3 separate regions of the Homo sapiens genome follow, and regions 1 and 3 are each linked to region 2. Evidence: chromatin contacts called from ENCODE Hi-C or POLR2A ChIA-PET data. All regions are on one chromosome and are shown on one strand. The core of a region is the stretch at or near the end of the contact, and the rest is flanking DNA. Distances in the headings are between cores, read along the strand shown.

What was found. A loop is a pair of places that touch in the nucleus more often than their neighbours do. ChIA-PET counts read pairs that join two places held with the same protein, here RNA polymerase II (POLR2A). Pooled maps may share reads with other maps.
Region 1: a loop to region 2 is called in a map of CD8-positive, alpha-beta T cell, with 18 times the contacts of the local background. The contact joins the promoter of VMA21 here to the promoter of FMR1-AS1 in region 2. A Hi-C loop is called at or near these places in 4 of 168 maps with a recorded cell type or tissue (CD8-positive, alpha-beta T cell and naive thymus-derived CD4-positive, alpha-beta T cell) and 16 of 50 pooled maps.
Region 3: a map of naive thymus-derived CD4-positive, alpha-beta T cell shows a loop between it and region 2 (16-fold over the local background). The contact joins the promoter of CETN2 here to the promoter of FMR1-AS1 in region 2. A Hi-C loop is called at or near these places in 1 of 168 maps with a recorded cell type or tissue (naive thymus-derived CD4-positive, alpha-beta T cell) and 10 of 50 pooled maps. POLR2A ChIA-PET finds 5 or more read pairs at or near these places in 1 of 52 experiments (GM10248).

What each region holds. Positions count from the first base shown.
Region 1 is chrX:151,394,854-151,399,877 of GRCh38, forward strand. It overlaps VMA21 (vacuolar ATPase assembly factor VMA21), which reads left to right and starts at 2,353. Exons shown (of 3, transcript NM_001017980.4): 1 at 2,353-2,508. The coding sequence starts at 2,456. RefSeq lists a silencer at 2,194-2,353 and enhancers at 2,634-2,783, 2,844-2,903.
Region 2 is chrX:147,909,371-147,914,413 of GRCh38, forward strand. FMR1-AS1 (FMR1 antisense RNA 1) reads right to left here and starts at 2,447. Exons shown (of 2, transcript NR_024503.3): 1 at 2,272-2,447; 2 at 61-1,625. It overlaps FMR1 (fragile X messenger ribonucleoprotein 1), which reads left to right and starts at 2,549. Exons shown (of 17, transcript NM_002024.6): 1 at 2,549-2,860. The coding sequence starts at 2,810. RefSeq lists enhancers at 2,080-2,289, 2,870-2,969 and a silencer at 2,370-2,709.
Region 3 is chrX:152,828,386-152,833,188 of GRCh38, forward strand. It overlaps CETN2 (centrin 2), which reads right to left and starts at 2,372. Exons shown (of 5, transcript NM_004344.3): 1 at 2,323-2,372; 2 at 1,217-1,375; 3 at 764-892; 4 at 152-289. The coding sequence starts at 2,325. It overlaps NSDHL (NAD(P) dependent 3-beta-hydroxysteroid dehydrogenase NSDHL), which reads left to right and starts at 2,678. Exons shown (of 8, transcript NM_015922.3): 1 at 2,678-2,732. RefSeq lists a silencer at 2,272-2,611.

The sequences.
Region 1 (5,024 bases), core at 1,103-3,602, 3.5 Mb after region 2:
CAACCTTCAGAAGGAACCAGCCTCGCCAACATCTCCATCTCAGACTTCTAACCTCCTGAACTGGGAGATGATTAACTTCTGTTGTTGGAGCCACTTAGTTTGTGGCATTTGTTATGGCAGCTCCGGCAAACTACAACAACAGTGGTTCCCAGTTTTTTTGGGGGGGGGTGGACAGAGTCTTACTCTGTCACCCAGGCTGGAGTGCAGTGCAGTGGCACGATCTTGGCTCACTGCAACCTCCGCCTCCTGAGTTCAAGCGATTTTCTGCCTCAGCCTCCTGAGTAGCTGGGATTACAGGCATGTGCCACCACGCCAAGCTGGTTCCCAATTTTTTCACCATCAAGAACTATTTTGCTCTTTTTCCTTTTGTGGACCCAATTTATTTATTTAACAAATATTTATTAGTTCCTACTATATACCAGGCCCTACTCTAGGTATTGGGGAACAATAAGTCACAATTCCGTTCCCCCACTTGTGTTCATTCTATGTTTTAAAAGATTTATTCTATTAAGTATACTGTGGCTTATTTTCATAATAATCTGTGAACAGTCTTTTCTTATGGGATAACTAGGATAACCTCATCATGATATAGTAAGTGTCAAAAATCAAAGAACGGTGATATTTTAAGTAGCTTTGGATGCCTAACAGTAAATAGATTCATTAGGTTTTTAAAAATATTAAAAACTGCCTTCAGAACCACCATTACTACATTTATGGGTCCCTAGGGATTGAAGGACCTCACTGCAGGCTGATTAGCTAGAGCAGGGGTCAGCAAACTCTTCTGTAAAAGGGTCAGATGGTAAGAATTTTGGGCATTGCAGATCATTTTGGGCGTTGCAGATCATACCGTCTCTGTCACAACTACTCAACATTGCTGTTGTAGATAATACAAACAAATGAGAATGGCTGAGCTCCAATAAAATTTTATCAATAGACGCTGAAATTTGAATTTCATATAAATTTCACGTGTCATGTTATTCTTTTGACGTTTTCAACAATTTAAAAAGGAAAAACCATTCTTACCTCAGGGCTGTAGAAAAACAGGTGGTAGGCTCCATGTATTAGGTCGGCTGGCTCAGTTTGCCTACCCCAGAGCTAGATTCTCTTTGTACCCCAAGTTCTTACATTAGGTGGTTCTTACTCACCTAAAGGTCTAGATGAGGCCCAGATAGAGATTACTATTATTTTTATTAAATATTTTACAGTTTGTTTTTTAGAGACGGAGTCTTGCTATGCTGCCCAAGCTGCTCTGGAACTACTGGCCTCACGCAATCCTCCTGCCTCAGCTTCCCAAAGTGTTGAGATTACAGGCGTGAGCCAGCACAGTCAGCCCTAGAGGGGGATTATTCAGTTTGAACTAAAACCTGGACTTCCTGCTGCCCAGTCCATTGCCCTTTCCACCACTCTAAGCTGCTGGTTTAGTCATGATTTCAGATGTGGTCTTTGTATCCATGTGGTGCAGAAAATAGCTGTGTGGTCAGCGGCCCTTTCCAGGCGCTGACCATGTTAAGGGCTGTCCTCTTATTAGCAGCCAGTGGCAACTTAATTTTGTCAAGCCTGACTCCAGACTTACCCACCCTTTCGTTTTTACCTCTCTCGGGTTGCGCAGGCCCGGGAGGCCCATCTGTTCTTACTATTTGAGTCCCTGTTGTCTCATTGGCGGCTTTCTGAGCAGCTGCAAAATATGTTTTTAACTTTTAAGTGGAAGTTGGGGGTCACTGGCATCGAGTCTGGAACAGTCATTCTCAGCAAGAGCTCTTTGAACTCTGACATTCTCTAGTTTTACGGACTCGGGTGAGTGTTTTAACTCCTCCCAGCTGCCAAGGGCTTGACTTCCTACCACTGCGGGCAGTAATTAATGAGGCATTTATTTGCTCAAGTAGTGGCGAAATAATGCGCACTGCTTTTTTGTGTTGTCGTCGGCGGAATACGCTCAGTTGCCTAGCACCACAGCCCTCTGGCTGGTAGTCCCTCTTCGCGGCTCATATGCTCGGGTCTCCTTGCGGCCCCCAGCTCAGCGACCGAGACGCAGACGAGGACCAGTGTTCACGCGAGTTCAGGGGGCGGCGTAGCCGCCGCCCGCCCAGGAGGACCATGTTGCGCGGCAAGTCCCGGCTCAACGTGGAGTGGCTGGGCTACTCGCCAGGCCTGCTCCTCGAGCACAGGCCCCTCCTGGCAGGGCGCACGCCGCGGAGCCACCGCCGGTAAGTCATGTGAGCGCCCGCCCCCGCGCCGGCAACAGCCCTGCGTCGCTGCGGCGCGCCGCGCCGCGCCGCGCCTGCGTACTGTGGCCCGCCGCCCGGCGCGAACGGGCACTTCCGGCGCGAACGGGCACTTCCGGCGCGAACCGCTACTTCCGGTGCGAACCGCCTCGGCCGTTCCCTCGCGGAGCTTACTGAGCGCGGCCGCCGAGCCCAGCTCCGCCGCCGAGCGCCTGTGCCGGCACGGCTACACCATGGAGCGCCCGGATAAGGCGGCGCTGAACGCACTGCAGCCTCCTGAGTTCAGGTAGCCCTGAGCGGGGCCTGGACCGCGAGGCGGACTGGCCCCAGCCTGGAGCAGGGCTTGAGGGAAGGCCCTAGCTGAATGGGTGGGCGTGAGGTCTGGACCCCGGGGACCTGGCCTCAGGGAAGGGGGCGGGGAAAGCAGGTTGGAGCCTGAGACGTCTAAACTCCCGGCCCCGAACTTTCGCTCGGGAACAAGGGATCCGGGGTCATGGGGAATAGGTCAGTGGGCCTTCAGCTCATGCTCCTATCCTAGCACTTTCTCTCGCTGTGTCTATATTGCAGTCTCTTTCATTACCGCAGGGTCAGCCTTCTGAGGACAGGAATGCAGTCTCCTTCATCTCCGTGTTCCCTAGGGGGCCTGCATAGTCGGGGCTTAATAAATGTTTGCTGTATGAATGAAGGAGTAGAAGGGAATAGTCCCCTGGTGTGAGATTGCTTCACTTGGGGAATCAGTAAGATAGAGGCTGGTGACTGAGTTGAAGGAATGTATGAGAGAGCAGGTGGTTCTGGCCCACCCCAGTAGGCAAGGGAGTGGTGAGGGAGTTAGCTATCATTCGTTAAGACCTACTGTATGCCAGGCTCAGTGCACGTGCTTTACATACATTGTCAGAATTCTTAATTTCTCTAACTGCTTGATTTCCCAATTTTGAAGAGGATGCAGTTGAGGGTAAGTGACTTGAAACTGAGGGTGAGTGATTACAGAATTAGGCGACAAAGTTAGTATGTAATTGAAGCTAACGTTTGACCAAGCTCACTGACTCCAAAGCCCACGATCTTTGGAGCTCTGTGATGCCTTCTCTTTCCGACAGGGTCATTGTGAGTTTTTTTTTTTTTTTTTTAACTTTTATTTTAGGTTCATGAGTACATGCGCAGGTTTGTTATATAGGTAAACTGCATGTCACGGGGGCTTGGCGTACAGGTAATTTTGTCACCCAGGTAATAAGCATAGTACCCGATAGGCGTTTTTTCTGATTCTCTCCCTCCTCCCAGCCTCCACCCTCAAGTAGACCGCACTGTCTGTTGTTCCTCTCCTAGTGTCCATCTGTTCTTGTTGTTTAGTTCCCACTTATGAGAACGTGCAGTATTTGGTTTTCTTTTCCTGTCTTAATTTGCTTAGAATAATGGCTTCCAGCTCCAGTCATGTTGCTGCAAAGGACATGATCTCATTCTTTTTTATGGCTGCATAGTGTTCCATGGTGTATATGTACCGCATTTTCTTTATCCAGCCTCAATGTGGGTTTTTTTTTAATTATTCATTTATGAGAATACCAACATATTTTTATTAGATACACTTACAGCATAGTCCTTCTAGACTGATTCTGGTTTCCTAATGGAATTTGCAGTGAAATCTTGACTGTGGGAGAAAGAATTCCTGTTGTCTTACTTGCTACAAAAGGGAATGTGGTAGGCTCTGTCTGCTCAATGTTGGCTGCAGAAGTTTGTATGAAGTGGGAAAACTAGGTGGTGTTATAAATGGAGGCAGATTAAGGTTCATCCTGAACTTTTTCCTTTGTGTGAGGACAACTTTAATTCCAGCCTTTCTCATTCCTCACTTCTAACAAATCTCTGCTCAGTAACACCCAAAGATACATAGGATAAATCAATTGAATAGCATCAGTTGCTTTGTCTTGGATAAGCCACTGATTTTACCCAAGGTGGCTTGCATCAGCAAAACCAACAGCTCTTGTGGCTGGAATCCAGGGAGAAAATGTCCTATAAACAGTAGAGGAAGTTTGCTAGTTTTCAAAAGTTTGTATGTACACTTTGACTTAATGCTTAGTCCCATATTAGTGAGGTCACAACACAGAAAAGTAGTCACATTTTTGAAGTTTGAGGTAAAGAGAGAAGTGAGAAGGAATTAGCCATAAATTATTAAGGTATGCTGTGTATAGATTGTGTGGGGGCTAGAAATTAATATGTAGAAAGGTTATATTTGGGTGGTGGGATTATAGGTGATTTTGTTTACTTTAAAACATTTTTATGGTGTTATATCATCTTTTCAATAATAAACTTTTTAAAAGCCAGACCAGATAATAGATACTCAAGAGAGGTCATGTAAAGAACAAAACAATCAGTTAACACTTCCTTTCTGTTCCTTTAACAAGTTAGATAATCTGAAAGTTGCATTCCTAAAACATACTTTTTTACTCACCATAGAAACACCAAAGTCAAGTGCTTTTTTTAGGGTGCACAAAAGAATTGGCCAATTAGTGACTCTTTGTATTTTTTGTAGATTCTCCACTGCAGACACTCATACTCTTCATGAGGATTACACAATAAATTTCTCTAAAAATTTACTAGTAGGAAACAGTTTAAGGGAGCTTATGTATATTAAATGAGAGTTGTATAGCTCAGTAATAACCAAAATGAGGCCTGCTAAAAGATGATCCATTTAAGTACCAAAAGAAAATATTAGAACTTTTTTTTTTACAGCAGTAAGCATTTAATTTCTCACACATGTGCAGAGCATGTGATCAAGAAATAGGCATGAGGTTAGTTATATTTAATATATATTTT
Region 2 (5,043 bases), core at 1,197-3,696:
GCTAGAGATCAGAGTAAGGCTGAGACTCAGAGTCAAGTGGGGAAGACTAAGTTGCAGTATGTACTGGCAGTGAAGATAAGTATTTATTCATTCATTGAACATACCTTGAAATCAACCACTTTTAATGTGCCAGGGACACAAAGATAGAAAAGACATTTGCCCTGTCTGGAAGGTACTAATAATCCAATAAGGAAAACAGAAATATAAATAAATTATTCTAGTACACTAACCATCATAGTAGAGGTATTCAACATTTGTTGAGTCTCTGCTATATGCCAAGCAGTGTAATGAGGAAGCAGAGGGTATGCACAAAGTTCTACAAGAGCACAAAATAAGTTCTGGCAAAGGTTTGTAAAGACATTCACAAGGGTTTTCACCACAGTATGACTTCAGGGAGTTGGCAGTAACCTAGATGCCCGATCAGTAGGGATATGTATGAATAAAATTTCTGGCATACTCGGTAGCAAACTAGGTGTACACACAGCAATGTGGGTATAGCTCAAAAACAGACTGTTGAGTAAAACAGTGGGAAATAGAGATTTACAGTCCAATACCATCTCTGTAAATGCAAGAGGCATAAACAAAACATTATCTGTGTTAAATTATCAAGGATCTCTATCGAACATATTGCAGCTTGTGTCTAGAAGAATGAGAGTGGGGATCGAGAAAGATGAGGAAAAAATAATATAAACACTATAAAATAATGTAAACAAGGACCCTGTAGGGACTGATATGACAATGTGCTGAAAATTGAGGAGCAAAGTTAACTCTCTGTACCTGAGATAAAATAACTAGCTAATAGGAATCCAGCTGAAAACCTTAAGGTGCAGGGCCTCTATGGGGCCCAGGAAGGATGTGTAGAGACATGAACGGATGAAAGTGCATCACAGGTTCAGGGAACAACACAGGTTGAGTGTGGCTTGTAGTAAAAATGGTTGTGAAGAGTTGACATATTTTTAAGCCCTGGGTAAATTGAACAACAGCTTACACTTGGAGGGGTATAATCATTCTAATCAATGTGTCCCCTTTTACTATAATACATTGGAGTTGCAGCTAATGCTCTGCTCCCATTCAGCCTATGATGAGATTCTCTTTCAGCCCTATTGGGTTCTTGGCCTCATGTGACTACTCCAAAGACCCTAGTCCAAAAGGTCTTTCCTGTTTGCTATGGCCTTGAGGAATGTGGCCCTAGATCCACCGCTTTAAAGCTGGAGTTCCACCAGCAGCAACATCCTCTCATTCTGGGGCACCTGCCTGGGGCAGGTCATCCTGCCTCTGCCAACTCAGTGCTATTAGTTAACTCTCACCTGCCATATTCCAGCTGGAATCATCTCCCCTTCTCCACCCCAGACTAGGTCATGTTCCGCCATCATGGAAGCGCCTATTCTTCATACCCCTTATCACAGCTGCAACTACTCATTTACTTGTCTGACAATTTGATTTATGTCCACCTACTTTGCTAGGTACTAAGTTCAATGCTGGCAGTCGTTTCTTCTTTTTTTTTCTTTTCTGTTTTGCTCACCGATTTCTCGTTAGCACTTAGCACAGTGTCTGGCACACGATAGATGCTCCGTCAACTTCTCAGTTGGATACCAGCATCCCGAAGGGAACATGGATTAAGGCAGCTATAAGCACGGTGTAAAAACAGGAATAAGAAAAAGTTGAGGTTTGTTTCACAGTGGAATGTAAAGGGTTGCAAGGAGGTGCATCGGCCCCTGTGGACAGGACGCATGACTGCTACACACGTGTTCACCCCACCCTCTGGCACAGGGTGCACATACAGTAGGGGCAGAAATGAACCTCAAGTGCTTAACACAATTTTTAAAAAATATATAGTCAAGTGAAAGTATGAAAATGAGTTGAGGAAAGGCGAGTACGTGGGTCAAAGCTGGGTCTGAGGAAAGGCTCACATTTTGAGATCCCGACTCAATCCATGTCCCTTAAAGGGCACAGGGTGTCTCCACAGGGCCGCCCAAAATCTGGTGAGAGAGGGCGTAGACGCCTCACCTTCTGCCTCTACGGGTCACAAAAGCCTGGGTCACCCTGGTTGCCACTGTTCCTAGTTCAAAGTCTTCTTCTGTCTAATCCTTCACCCCTATTCTCGCCTTCCACTCCACCTCCCGCTCAGTCAGACTGCGCTACTTTGAACCGGACCAAACCAAACCAAACCAAACCAAACCAAACCAGACCAGACACCCCCTCCCGCGGAATCCCAGAGAGGCCGAACTGGGATAACCGGATGCATTTGATTTCCCACGCCACTGAGTGCACCTCTGCAGAAATGGGCGTTCTGGCCCTCGCGAGGCAGTGCGACCTGTCACCGCCCTTCAGCCTTCCCGCCCTCCACCAAGCCCGCGCACGCCCGGCCCGCGCGTCTGTCTTTCGACCCGGCACCCCGGCCGGTTCCCAGCAGCGCGCATGCGCGCGCTCCCAGGCCACTTGAAGAGAGAGGGCGGGGCCGAGGGGCTGAGCCCGCGGGGGGAGGGAACAGCGTTGATCACGTGACGTGGTTTCAGTGTTTACACCCGCAGCGGGCCGGGGGTTCGGCCTCAGTCAGGCGCTCAGCTCCGTTTCGGTTTCACTTCCGGTGGAGGGCCGCCTCTGAGCGGGCGGCGGGCCGACGGCGAGCGCGGGCGGCGGCGGTGACGGAGGCGCCGCTGCCAGGGGGCGTGCGGCAGCGCGGCGGCGGCGGCGGCGGCGGCGGCGGCGGAGGCGGCGGCGGCGGCGGCGGCGGCGGCGGCTGGGCCTCGAGCGCCCGCAGCCCACCTCTCGGGGGCGGGCTCCCGGCGCTAGCAGGGCTGAAGAGAAGATGGAGGAGCTGGTGGTGGAAGTGCGGGGCTCCAATGGCGCTTTCTACAAGGTACTTGGCTCTAGGGCAGGCCCCATCTTCGCCCTTCCTTCCCTCCCTTTTCTTCTTGGTGTCGGCGGGAGGCAGGCCCGGGGCCCTCTTCCCGAGCACCGCGCCTGGGTGCCAGGGCACGCTCGGCGGGATGTTGTTGGGAGGGAAGGACTGGACTTGGGGCCTGTTGGAAGCCCCTCTCCGACTCCGAGAGGCCCTAGCGCCTATCGAAATGAGAGACCAGCGAGGAGAGGGTTCTCTTTCGGCGCCGAGCCCCGCCGGGGTGAGCTGGGGATGGGCGAGGGCCGGCGGCAGGTACTAGAGCCGGGCGGGAAGGGCCGAAATCGGCGCTAAGTGACGGCGATGGCTTATTCCCCCTTTCCTAAACATCATCTCCCAGCGGGATCCGGGCCTGTCGTGTGGGTAGTTGTGGAGGAGCGGGGGGCGCTTCAGCCGGGCCGCCTCCTGCAGCGCCAAGAGGGCTTCAGGTCTCCTTTGGCTTCTCTTTTCCGGTCTAGCATTGGGACTTCGGAGAGCTCCACTGTTCTGGGCGAGGGCTGTGAAGAAAGAGTAGTAAGAAGCGGTAGTCGGCACCAAATCACAATGGCAACTGATTTTTAGTGGCTTCTCTTTGTGGATTTCGGAGGAGATTTTAGATCCAAAAGTTTCAGGAAGACCCTAACATGGCCCAGCAGTGCATTGAAGAAGTTGATCATCGTGAATATTCGCGTCCCCCTTTTTGTTAAACGGGGTAAATTCAGGAATGCACATGCTTCAGCGTCTAAAACCATTAGCAGCGCTGCTACTTAAAAATTGTGTGTGTGTGTTTAAGTTTCCAAAGACCTAAATATATGCCATGAAACTTCAGGTAATTAACTGAGAGTATATTATTACTAGGGCATTTTTTTTTTAACTGAGCGAAAATATTTTTGTGCCCCTAAGAACTTGACCACATTTCCTTTGAATTTGTGGTGTTGCAGTGGACTGAATTGTTGAGGCTTTATATAGGCATTCATGGGTTTACTGTGCTTTTTAAAGTTACACCATTGCAGATCAACTAACACCTTTCAGTTTTAAAAGGAAGATTTACAAATTTGATGTAGCAGTAGTGCGTTTGTTGGTATGTAGGTGCTGTATAAATTCATCTATAAATTCTCATTTCCTTTTGAATGTCTATAACCTCTTTCAATAATATCCCACCTTACTACAGTATTTTGGCAATAGAAGGTGCGTGTGGAAGGAAGGCTGGAAAATAGCTATTAGCAGTGTCCAACACAATTCTTAAATGTATTGTAGAATGGCTTGAATGTTTCAGACAGGACACGTTTGGCTATAGGAAAATAAACAATTGACTTTATTCTGTGTTTACCAATTTTATGAAGACATTTGGAGATCAGTATATTTCATAAATGAGTAAAGTATGTAAACTGTTCCATACTTTGAGCACAAAGATAAAGCCTTTTGCTGTAAAAGGAGGCAAAAGGTAACCCCGCGTTTATGTTCTTAACAGTCTCATGAATATGAAATTGTTTCAGTTGACTCTGCAGTCAAAATTTTAATTTCATTGATTTTATTGATCCATAATTTCTTCTGGTGAGTTTGCGTAGAATCGTTCACGGTCCTAGATTAGTGGTTTTGGTCACTAGATTTCTGGCACTAATAACTATAATACATATACATATATATGTGTGAGTAACGGCTAATGGTTAGGCAAGATTTTGATTGACCTGTGATATAAACTTAGATTGGATGCCACTAAAGTTTGCTTATCACAGAGGGCAAGTAGCACATTATGGCCTTGAAGTACTTATTGTTCTCTTCCAGCAACTTATGATTTGCTCCAGTGATTTTGCTTGCACACTGACTGGAATATAAGAAATGCCTTCTATTTTTGCTATTAATTCCCTCCTTTTTTGTTTTGTTTTGTAACGAAGTTGTTTAACTTGAAGGTGAATGAAGAATAGGTTGGTTGCCCCTTAGTTCCCTGAGGAGAAATGTTAATACTTGAACAAGTGTGTGTCAGACAAATTGCTGTTATGTTTATTTAATTAAGTTTGATTTCTAAGAAAATCTCAAATGGTCTGCACTGATGGAAGAACAGTTTCTGTAACAAAAAAGCTTGAAATTTTTATATGACTTATAATACTGCTGTGAGTTTTAAAAGTAAAGCAAAAGTAAACTGAGTTGCTTGTCCAGTGGGATGG
Region 3 (4,803 bases), core at 1,122-3,621, 4.9 Mb after region 2:
TGACTATTAAAGGAGAATTAAGTTGTCTGCAGAGGGACAAAGTACACTGGCTTTTCTTCAAAGAGGTGCTCACACTAGGGAAAATGTAATGGAAAAGTCACAGAGGGCTCAAAGGTGGGAATTTTAAGTTCCAGTGTGATGCATTACAAACCTGCAGCTCCTCATCAGTCAGGTTCTCACCCAACTCCTTGGCCACGCGTTTCAGATTTTTGAACGAAATCTTCCCAGTTTCATCATCATCAAAGAGCTTGAAAGCTTTCAGGATTTCTTCTTTAGTATCTTTCTCAGACTTAACAAGTAGAACATAAAACACATGAGTAGGGGGACACCACGGTTGGTTACTACTGTCCTGTAGCCCTGCCACTGCCTGGTCAGGTCACCCTTTCCTTTTTAACAATGTAACTCGAGTCTAGACTTGCGGCAAGTGTCAGGAAGCCCATTTTGGCCTCAAAGAAACACCAGGCAAGCCAGGCACTCCATCCAAGGTGACGTTTGCTACCTATCGCTATATCTCTCCCTATCCCATATCTATTTCCTAACTGATTTGGAATTCTGTGGGAAGAGGTATCTGCTTGGAAGTCTTGAGAAAGAAGCACAAGGGCTTGTTTTGGGAGCCCAAAGTAACATGATGGGAGGGCAGGCCTCCTGATGCAGTTGCTACCTGGACTGCTCTGTGGTCACATGACTGTTTTAACAGGAAGACGCCATGGACCTCTGCAGATGACTGGGGCTCCATACCATGATAATTGTCTTAGCTACTTACCATTTTCTGGGTCATCACAGTTAAAAAGTCACCAAAGTTCATTTTTCCTGTCCCTTCCTTATCAATTTCACTTATCATTTTCTTAATTTCTTCTTTCTTGGGTTCAAAGCCCAGGGCCCTCATTGCCACCTATAAAGAAAACAGGATCGTCTCAATAAGCACATCTAAAGTAGCAGGAGCAAAAATAACAGTGTTGAGAGCATTAAGCCAGCATCTGATGTGGTCATGTTAATATGATTGGGGAACACTATGACATTGATCTAATTGATATTTGCAATCAATTTTATTGAATAATACTCAAAGTAAGTAAAGACAGGAAAACAGCACAGTACAACCTCCCCTGTTACTTACTGCAGGGAGAAGAGGGCAAAAGGGGTAGAGAGGTGATAGGGAGATGACAAGGAAGAGGCAGAGGAAAGGAAGGGCAGTACGGCAGGAATGCACAGAGCTTGCCTTCAGTTCTTTAACATCTATGGTGCCAGTTCCATCCGCATCGAAAAGATCAAAAGCTTCCCGGATCTCCTGCTTTTGCTCTTCAGTAAGCTCAGGCTTAGGGCTCATTCTTTTTCGCTGAGAACTTGATGCCATGTTTGCCTTCTTAAAGTTGGAGGCCTTTATATGTTATGCAATACACAAGCACAATAATATATCATACAGTCCATATTTACATAACATAGTTACAGACACCCATATGTATTTTTAAAGTCATTTATATAACCAATTCCAAAGCTTTGCTTAAAAAGAAAGATAACAGGGTTTACTGGCAAGAACAATGAATCTTTCCATGAACTTCTACCCCTCCCTTTTCTTTACTGTTGTTTCTAGAAGCAGGGAGATCACTTGTTCAGTAAGGACACCTCTTACTGAAAATCATCCCAAAAGAGAGCCAGTCAAGAAGATGACTGTGAATAACTAGAGATAATCAGCTCTTCCCGAACGTGGGGATCCTGGTTCTGAAAACAGTCTTACGATGCCCACTCCCAGTACTCCCCTTCCCAGTAAGTACTCCGACTTCCCAATTACTTCTAGATTTGGCCAAATATTAGTAAGTTGTTAAGATGTATATTGTGTCAGTACCGAGTAATAAAACTCAATCCATCTGGCACCTTCGTGCCTTCTCCAAGAAGCTAAAGCATCCCCTGAATGCCCCTGTATTTAAATTGTAAAAAACATTGTAACAGAACACGATACACCTTTTCCCAGCTGTGTGTGGAAATTTTGGCAGAATGAGGAGGCCAGGGGGCCAAGGTCTGAGAGAGTCAGGGGCCTGTGAGGGATTCGAGTCTTTTTTGCCCAGGGAGGTTCACCGAGGGGATCAGGGAATGCAAGGGGAGCCCGAGGGGCGGGTGTGGGCCTGTTGTGGGTGAAGAGGAGGCAGCAGCGAAGCGCAGGCCCAGTAGGTTGGTTAGCGTCTGTACCCTACTCTCCCGGGAAAGAGCTCAAAGGAAAGACTGGTGCGCTAAAGCCGAGAAAGGCGCAGGAGAGGCGGCGTGGCCGAGCTGGGGCCTGGGAAGGGCTCAGCCGCTGGGCGTGGGGCGCGACAGAGCGGCAGCACTCACCATAGCCAAAGGAGTCCGCTGCCGGTTGTTAGGCAACCGACGTGTACACTGACTCGGCGCCGTTCCCACCGCCCCGCGCGCGCAGCCCCGCTCCCCATTGGCCGTCCGCTCGTCGCCGCCTCTCCCTATTGGTGCAGGGCCGAAGAGGGTGGGACTAACCTGGCAAAGCCCCGGCCCAGCGCGGGGAGGGGCACGCTGGCGACAGAGCCCCGTCTTTATTGGGCAAGATCACGCCGTGAGCGCCAATTGGCTGAGTCGTCGCCGAGCTGGGCCAATCCTCTTGGTGGAGGAAGCTCGGCTGATTCTCGGCTCACGCGGGAGGGGAGTAAAGGGTGGCGGTCCGGGCCTGGAGTTCAGTGGGTGCAGCCTGCTTGCGAGCTGAGGCCAGACAGGGGGGCGCCTACGGACGGGTAAGAGTCGTGGCCTTGCCATTGGAGGTCACCCTGTGTCAGCGACTGGGCAGTGCGGGAGGGTGGGGAGCTACGGGGTCGCCCGGGTCGGGTGCTTTCTGGGTTGACCTAAGGCTGAGTTTAGGGACCGAGTGCATCAGAGCAGCCAGAAACGATTACCTTGCGTGTTGGAGCAGGGACTGTACTCACGGGGCAACTGAGACCCGGAGAGGGGAAGGGGTGTGCTGAGTGTTGTCGCAGAGGTCGGACGGCTGGGACCTAGGAACTGAATCCAGCCGAGGCTCGCTCTTTGAGGGTGGCCCTTCGAGAGCACCCCTAGACTGACCCAGATGTATAGGCCCCAGACCAGGTTCCAAGAGAGGATCACTTTAGATCTTACCTGGCTAAAAGCAGCCCAGGACGGTGAACTGGGGCCTTTGGGAACGGACTTTGAAAGGAGTGAGGGGGATGTGAGCGAGCATGAGGGGCGGGGAGAGGTCATCAAAATATACTCTTTTTGACACCCACACAATGCAGATAAGGAGGAGCATTCCAGGCCGAGACGCCCTCATCAGCAGAGTCACAGGAGTTTTGGAAGTGAGAGGTATGCTTGGAGAATTAAAAGGGAGCGTGTGCAAGGGCTGTGGACTGACATAGACCTGCAGAAGTGGAGCTGGAGGTCCAGTTTGCCCTCTTTAGCTATCCCCGTGGCTTTTAGCCTTCACCTGTTTTTCCTCCAGGCATAGGGGCAGTAATCTAGGGAGACAGAGGGCAGAGAGTAAGTTTCTCAGACAGAGAAAGGCCCGAGGCTTATTAGAACCTTTTAAATGGAGCTGCTGCCCTTTGCCCTCTTCTCTCTTCAGCAGTGAACAGATTCCTGACTTTTGGGTCATCATCATCCCCCCAAGTAGTACGAGCCAGAGTTCTCACTGTGATCTCCAAAGCTTGGCACGACGTGTCCCCTTCCATCGCTCCACAACTCTTCTCTCGTCTGGCTCACTCCAGCCCCAGAACACTGGCTTTGTGGTTGAACCTCATGTGCCAGCCACACTCCTGCCTCTCATCTTTGTCTCAGTTGTCCTCTCCGCCTGCCTCCTCTTAGGCACCCTATTTAAGTATTGCAGCCCCCAGTACAAACAAGCCACTCACCTTGCTCTACTTTTTTTTCCAACAGTTCTTATCCCCTTCTGACCTACTGTATATTTTGCTTGTTTGTTTTGCTCTTTGTTGTCCCTCCACTAGAAGGCAGGCTGTCTGAGGGCAGGCATCTTTGTTGTATTCACTACTGGTACTCCAGGACCTAGAACAGAGAGGGGCACATATTAGACAACTGATGAGTAGCTCCCCTGTTTCCCAGCTCTCACCTAGCTAGTCCTCCCTGCTCTACCAGGTTAATCTTCGTAGTGAACGGCCCTGGTCAGGGCATCTCCCTGCTCTTAAACCTTCAGAGCCTGAACCGTAAAGGGCTCCTTAGCCTGGCCTGTGATCCCTCTGCCCAGTTTTGCCCCTGGTAACCCTTCTAGCTTAATGTCCCTCCATACCTTGCTTCCCAGTCCGTCAACCTGCAGATCGGAAGCCTGACAGAGTACAAGGGAAAAACACAAGTTCTGCGCAGGCTGTGTGCAGGCTGTGTGACCTTGGGCAAGTCGCTTAACCTCTCTGAGCCTGTTTCTCATTTGTTGAGTGAGACCAGTACTGTCTACCTGATGGGATACTTTTGCATCTCAATGGGATGAACTACTTATATGTAAAGTGGCCTGATGTTGAGCAGGTCTTCAGGCAGTATTACAGTTGACCCCTGAACAACATGGGTTTGAACCTTGTGAGTCCATTTACAGGCAGATTTTTTTCTCATCTCTCCCACCGCTGAGCAGCAGGATCAGCTCCTCCTCATCTTCCTTCTCAGCATACTCATCAGGAAGACCGTGAGGATGGAGACCATGATGATCCACTTTCACTCAGTGAATAGTAAATATATTTTCTCTTCCTTATGATTTCATAGTAACATTTTCTTTTCTCTAGCTTAATTTATTGCTGGGACACAGTATGTAATACATGTAATGTACAAAATATTTGTTCATCAACTGTTTAC